Regions from separate parts of the Mus musculus genome. Here region 2 is linked to region 1. A link is a contact called in ENCODE Hi-C or POLR2A ChIA-PET data. All regions are on one chromosome and are shown on one strand. Each heading gives the region's core, a stretch centred on a gene start or an enhancer-like site at or near the end of the contact. The rest is flanking DNA. Distances are from core to core; before and after follow the strand shown. Region 1 overlaps Slc28a1 (solute carrier family 28 (sodium-coupled nucleoside transporter), member 1). Region 2 holds the start of Pde8a (phosphodiesterase 8A).

The links. A loop is a pair of places that touch in the nucleus more often than their neighbours do. ChIA-PET counts read pairs that join two places held with the same protein, here RNA polymerase II (POLR2A).
Region 2: POLR2A ChIA-PET joins it to region 1 with 14 read pairs in embryonic stem cell. The contact joins the promoter of Pde8a here to the enhancer-like site in region 1. A Hi-C loop is called at or near these places in 10 of 37 maps with a recorded cell type or tissue (T-helper 17 cell, T-helper 2 cell, gastrocnemius and 2 more). POLR2A ChIA-PET finds 5 or more read pairs at or near these places in 3 of 5 experiments (all embryonic stem cell).

Annotation. Positions count from the first base shown.
Region 1 is chr7:81,153,786-81,156,485 of GRCm38, forward strand. The region is part of intron 11 of Slc28a1 (solute carrier family 28 (sodium-coupled nucleoside transporter), member 1); the gene reads left to right. Among named protein-coding and RNA genes, the nearest start is that of Slc28a1, 40 kb to the left of the region's middle. Within about 2 kb of position 1,351, at least 1 of the 3 ENCODE cell types and tissues checked has a DNase peak (open chromatin) inside an H3K27ac peak, as active enhancers do; it is heart, where a contact is called at or near this core.
Region 2 is chr7:81,211,974-81,214,673 of GRCm38, forward strand. Pde8a (phosphodiesterase 8A) reads left to right here and starts at 1,292. Exons shown (of 22, transcript NM_008803.3): 1 at 1,292-2,115. The coding sequence starts at 1,942.

The DNA of each region.
Region 1 (2,700 bases), core at 101-2,600:
CCATGGCCACTTGAAGAGAGGGGGAAGGGAGAGAGAAAAGGAGGGCTAAGAAATGTCAGAGCTTAAAGAGAGCTGGCTACACTTTTCAAATGGCCCCTGGGTCAGATTCCCAGAATTCCATTTACTAAGCTCATATTATGTATCAGGCACTATGCTGGGTGCTTTAATATCCCCGTTTTATAGATAAGCAAATTGAGGCTCAGAGAATAAATTAATGGTTAAAGCCAGGATCTGAACCCAGATCTGACTCCAAATTTCATGCTCAGTTTTCCATAGGCTTTCCCTGGGGATCTGCCCTCCTAAATGATGTATATCATAATCCTCTCATGGGCCAATCCAGTATTACAAATTGGACCCTAAATTCACATAGGCAGAGAAAAAATTTACTTGTGTGTGTGTATGTGTACACATTTTTTCTTTTTCTTTTTTTTCTTGAAATTATTTATTTATATTATTTATATTACTTTTTCTTGAAATTATTTATTTATTTTATGTATCTTACATACACTGTAGCTGTCTTCAGACACACCAAAAGAGGGCATCAGATCCCATTACAGATGGTTGTGAGCCACCATGCAGTTGCCAGGAATTGAACTCAGGATCTCTGGAAGAGCAGTCACTGCTCTTTACCACTAAGTCATCTCTCCAGCCCCAATTTCATTTTTTAAAAAGAGCTCAGGGGCTGGTGAGATGGCTCAGTGGGTAAGAGCACCTGACTGCTCTTCTGAAGGTCCAAAGTTCAAATCCCAGCAACCACATGGTGGCTTACAACCATCTGTAATGAGATCTGATGCCCTCTTCTGGGGTGTCTGAAGACAGCTACAGTGTACTTACATATAATAAAAATAAATTTTAAAATCTTTTAAAAAATAAAATAAAAAGAGCTGTAATCCTAGCACTTGGGAGGCATAGGCAGGAAGATCAGAAGTCCTTGGTCATTAACTATATGTAGAACTGAAGGCTATTTTGCCTCAAAAATCAAAGAAAAAAACCCTAAACATAGGAAATTTGAAACCCCAAACTTTGTTGGTAAAACGGTTTAATAGTGACATATATACACGCTACCTGCATATCTTAAGGTCTTTAAACATCTTAACTTTGCTCTGGGCCTTGTGATCTGTTTTAAAAATCACCCCGTGTTCTTTCTAGACACATGAGCTTTGCAGACACCTCTAGTCATTAACTGGGACTTAAAAGGCAAGGAGGTATCTTACCACACTAAAAGAAATAAAATAAAGCCAAAGGAGGTGGTGGCACACACCTTTGATTCCAGCTCTTGGGAGGCAGAGGTTGGCAGATCTCTGAGTTTGAGGCCAGTCTGATCTACAGAGGGAAAGCCCCAGGCGGCAGCCATAGCAGGGTCTGGGAAAGCACCTAACAGAGGGACCTTCCGCTCTACTTCTTCTGTCCCTGGCTGCAGAGAGGCTCTCTTCTGCCCCCTGCCGGGCCTTAGCTGTCACTGCCTTCCCAAGGAGCCTCCCAGGTTCTTTTCCTTTGTTTTGTACAGCTGGCTTTTAAACTCAGGACCCCATATATGCTAGGCAAGCCATTGAGCCACACTCCCAGTTCATGGTCTCTTTATTTCCAAAGCGTTTTTACTATATTGCTTGTGTATGAGCACAGGGGCACACGTGTCAGAGGCACGCTTGTGTGGGTAGGAGGGAGTCAGTTCTCTCCCTCCACCGTGGGTTCTGGGGATTGAACCAGGGCTTGTTATGACAAGTGCTCTTACCTACTGAGCCATCTCAATGGTCCCCTCAGTCCACAGATTTCTCTTTGTGGCTCAGCCTCTGACCCTTGGCCACATCCTTTCTATTGCAGGTATTTGGATAGTAGCAGGACCTGTCCAACACAGTAGCCATGAACTCCTGAGTACTTGAAACATGGGCAGTTTAAGATGAGGTGTCCAGTATTCTTTCTTCACTGCTCAAGAGCAAACCCAGGGCCTCAATCCCAAATGCTAGGCAAGCCCTGTACCACTGAGCTAAGTCCCCCCTTTTTTTCTTAATGTCTAACTAAGTTACTTAGACCGCCCTTGAACTGGTGACCTCCTGCTTCTGCCTCCCAAATAGTCAGTGTTACAGACTGGTACCCCCAGCCTGGCTTTCTTTGCACTTTTAAACATGTGACTGCTGGCCACAGTAACCGTGTTGGTGCTTTTCTGGGTGGTGTTACATGCTATGTAGGCCCATCACCTGGGAGGTAAAGAAGAAGGACCACAAACTTGAGGTCACCATCAACTGCATAGCAACGTTGAGGTTAGCCTGGGCTACACAAGACTGAATCTAAAGAATGTAGCAGGAGTGAAATTACAGATATGGTCTCTGTTGAGTTTGTATTGGACAGTGCCAGCCTAGGTCTTCTCTTTTGTCACACAGCACCAAGTGTCACTTGACTGAATCATTTCATTATGACCTCCACATACATTTCCAATTATGCTGTTGTTCCAAAGGCTCTAGGATAGATACCAACTTTCTCTGCAAATCCAAACAAGCTGGTCTCTCAGTGCAGAGGTCTTGAACCCAGGCTGGTCATGGTAACATTCAGGAGTTGGTCACTCATGTTTCCTATTGATTTGCCCCTCAAGGGAAACAAGGATTTGCAAGATCCTGTACTCAGGATCAAAGCGACTCTGTTGCTTAGTTTCCATATCTGTAAATGAACAGACGTACTGTTTACCTGGCCACAAAGGATAGATGA
Region 2 (2,700 bases), core at 42-2,541, 58 kb after region 1:
TGGGCGGAGAGAAGAGCCTTAGACTTGTACGTGCATCTTGGCTAAAGGCAATTTCTCTAGGGATCCAGCTACCAGCTGAAAAAAAACAAAACAAAACAAAAAAAAACAAAACAAAAAATCTACCCTCTAAGACTGCTAGTTGAAAACACCACAGACTGGGTGGAATAACGGGTGTCAGTACAAAAACTTTTCCTGTTTTTCAAGACACCTTGGAGGAGCCAGTCATATTTTTATAGGACAGCGTGCTTTAACTTGACAAAGGAGCCGCGTGCCAAAGGCCAGAAAAGAGAACCAGTTTCTAAAGCTGCTCCAGCCTTATCCGCTCCGGAAGCCGCCCTGTATCCTCCTTTGGTGGCGAAGATCGATGCTCAAGGACGTTGCAGCTGCCACAGGGACCAAGCACCTGTGTCTGTCACAGCAGGGACTTCAGCCCGGAGCACATCTCCGGGTCTTAACAGTAGCCAGTCCGCGGGCAGGAGTCTCAGCCACTCAGGGTCGCACCCGGGTGCGTGTAGGAAAGGTGTGGACTGAGGAAAGGAAGCTACGTCCCGGTCCCGCCAGGGTCCCGGTGGACCTAGAGAGCAAAGAAGGGCGGGAAGGCCCTCGAAGTGGCTGGCTCTGGGTATCAGATGCACACCCAGGGGCGTCGCCCTCCAGTTTCAGCTACCGAGAGGTTAAGAGACTCATCTGGAGTCACACAGCTAGCTATCTGGTAGCACTTGGGGGGCTGCAGTTCTGATCCCTGCTGGACGGACGCACAACTCTTCATTTGGTTCGGATCCTTGGGACTGTCGAACCTGGAATCGTCCTTTGGTTAAGAGGACCGGCTTTCCCTAACCAACTTCGAAATATTGCAGTCCCACAGGTCTGAGTGCAACCAGAGGCGTGACGTGCCAGGTCTTGGAGCAAGGGCTATCCCTGGTAATAACGCCTGGGACCTGGAGTGTAGTTCCCCATGGACTTCGGAACGCTTCGGACTGAGGTCCTTCCAACTGGTCTCTTAACGGACGATAGCTCCAAATCTCAAACACAGTGACCTGACAGTGAACGAACTCGGTAGCCCCTGAAGCAGAATGGCTCTGTATCCTTCAGCAAGTCCTTTCCTTTCTCCGGACGGGCTGGCTAGGTGCCCCTGCGGTCGCGGCCGCGCATGCTCTTGGACGGGCGGTACAGGGAGCGGGCGGCGGGCGCCCCAGCTGCTTTGCATTGACGCCAGCAGCCGCTGGAGGTCACCGCTGGGGGCTGGGCGCGGCGAGTTGCCCGCAAGACGCGGTCCGGAGCACGGAGCGGGAGTCTCGGATGCTCAACTCCTGGCTCGCGCAGCCGCCTCGGCGCTTCTCGACGGCGCGGCCCGACCGGAGTCGAGGCGCTCGCTCCGTCAGCGAGCGGGTCCCCAGCTCGGAGTGCGGGCGCCGAGGGCTGGGCTCCCCTACGGTAGCCCGACTAGGGGCGCTCACCCAGCCGTCCGCCGGGCCGAGGAGAGGCACCGCCAGGCGAGCGAGCGCCCGTTTCCTCGAGAGTCAGACGAGGCGAGGGCGGCGGTGCAAACGCGGCGCGGGCTCGCGGCTCCCGGTGGCGAGAGCGCAAATCTCCACCCCCGACATTTCCCCGGAAGCGCGGCGGCTGCGGCGCGCGCGGCGATGTGAGGGAGACAGCGGCGGCTCCCGCCTCAGGAAGGGCATGTTCGGAGGGGCGTCCGCGGCGCGCCTCTCGCCCCAGCGCCCCCTCCCCACGGCCGCCGCGCCCGCAGCGCAATAAAAGGGGCGGCCGCGCTTCCTGACGCGAGACCCGCGCTTGCCGCCGCCGCCCACCCGCCTGCCCGCCCGCCCGCTCAGGCCGCGATGACACGGCGCCCGCGGCGGCCCCGAGGCGCCGGGCGGGCCGTTTGCTGACCGGATCGCGGCTGCCCGCCAGCGAGTCCGCGGTGCCGCCGCCGCCAGTATGGGCTGCGCCCCGAGCATCCACACTTCCGAAAACCGAACGTTTAGCCACAGCGACGGCGAGGACGAGGACGTGGACGTGGACGTCCCGGGCCCCGCGCCGAGATCTATTCAGCGATGGTCGACCGCGCCCGGGCTCGTGGAGCCTCAGCCTCGGGATAACGGCGCCTCGAAGGTGAGCCGCACTGGGAGGGCGGGGAAACAAACGCGGGGCACTGGGGGCCCTCTAGGCAGCCGCCCTGGCGTTGACCGACGCCAGCCGCCCGCGTTTGCGGGCTGTCGCGGACCGAGGCTTAACAGGGCTATGACGCGGCGCCGCGGGATCCGCCGTGTCCGTTCCTTCCCGGCCGGGGTCGGACGCGGCGAGTCAGTTTTCTCCCAGCGGGGTGGGTGGGGGACCCGGGATATCCCCGGCACGTTCCTGACATGGTAAACCAGAGTGCACTTTGCTCTGGCATTCCCAGAGTAGAAAGGCAAGGGTTGTCCGCACTGGGAAGGGTCTTAGATGCCACCAGTTCCCCCCCCCCCTCACCCCCTGCCTAGCTTATCCCAACCTCTGTCCTCTCATTGCACAAGCAGTTTCACTTTTCCACTTTTTTGGGGGCCATTGAAATGTAACCTGGAACATAGGTTTGGCTTCACTGCACGCTTTATCTGAAGTTCAGGTTTGTTAGCATACGTGTGGTATTTAAAGCCTGTGTAATTAGAAAATACTACTGGAGACGTGACCGTGACCCTCGAAGGATTCAGCAGGGCGAAG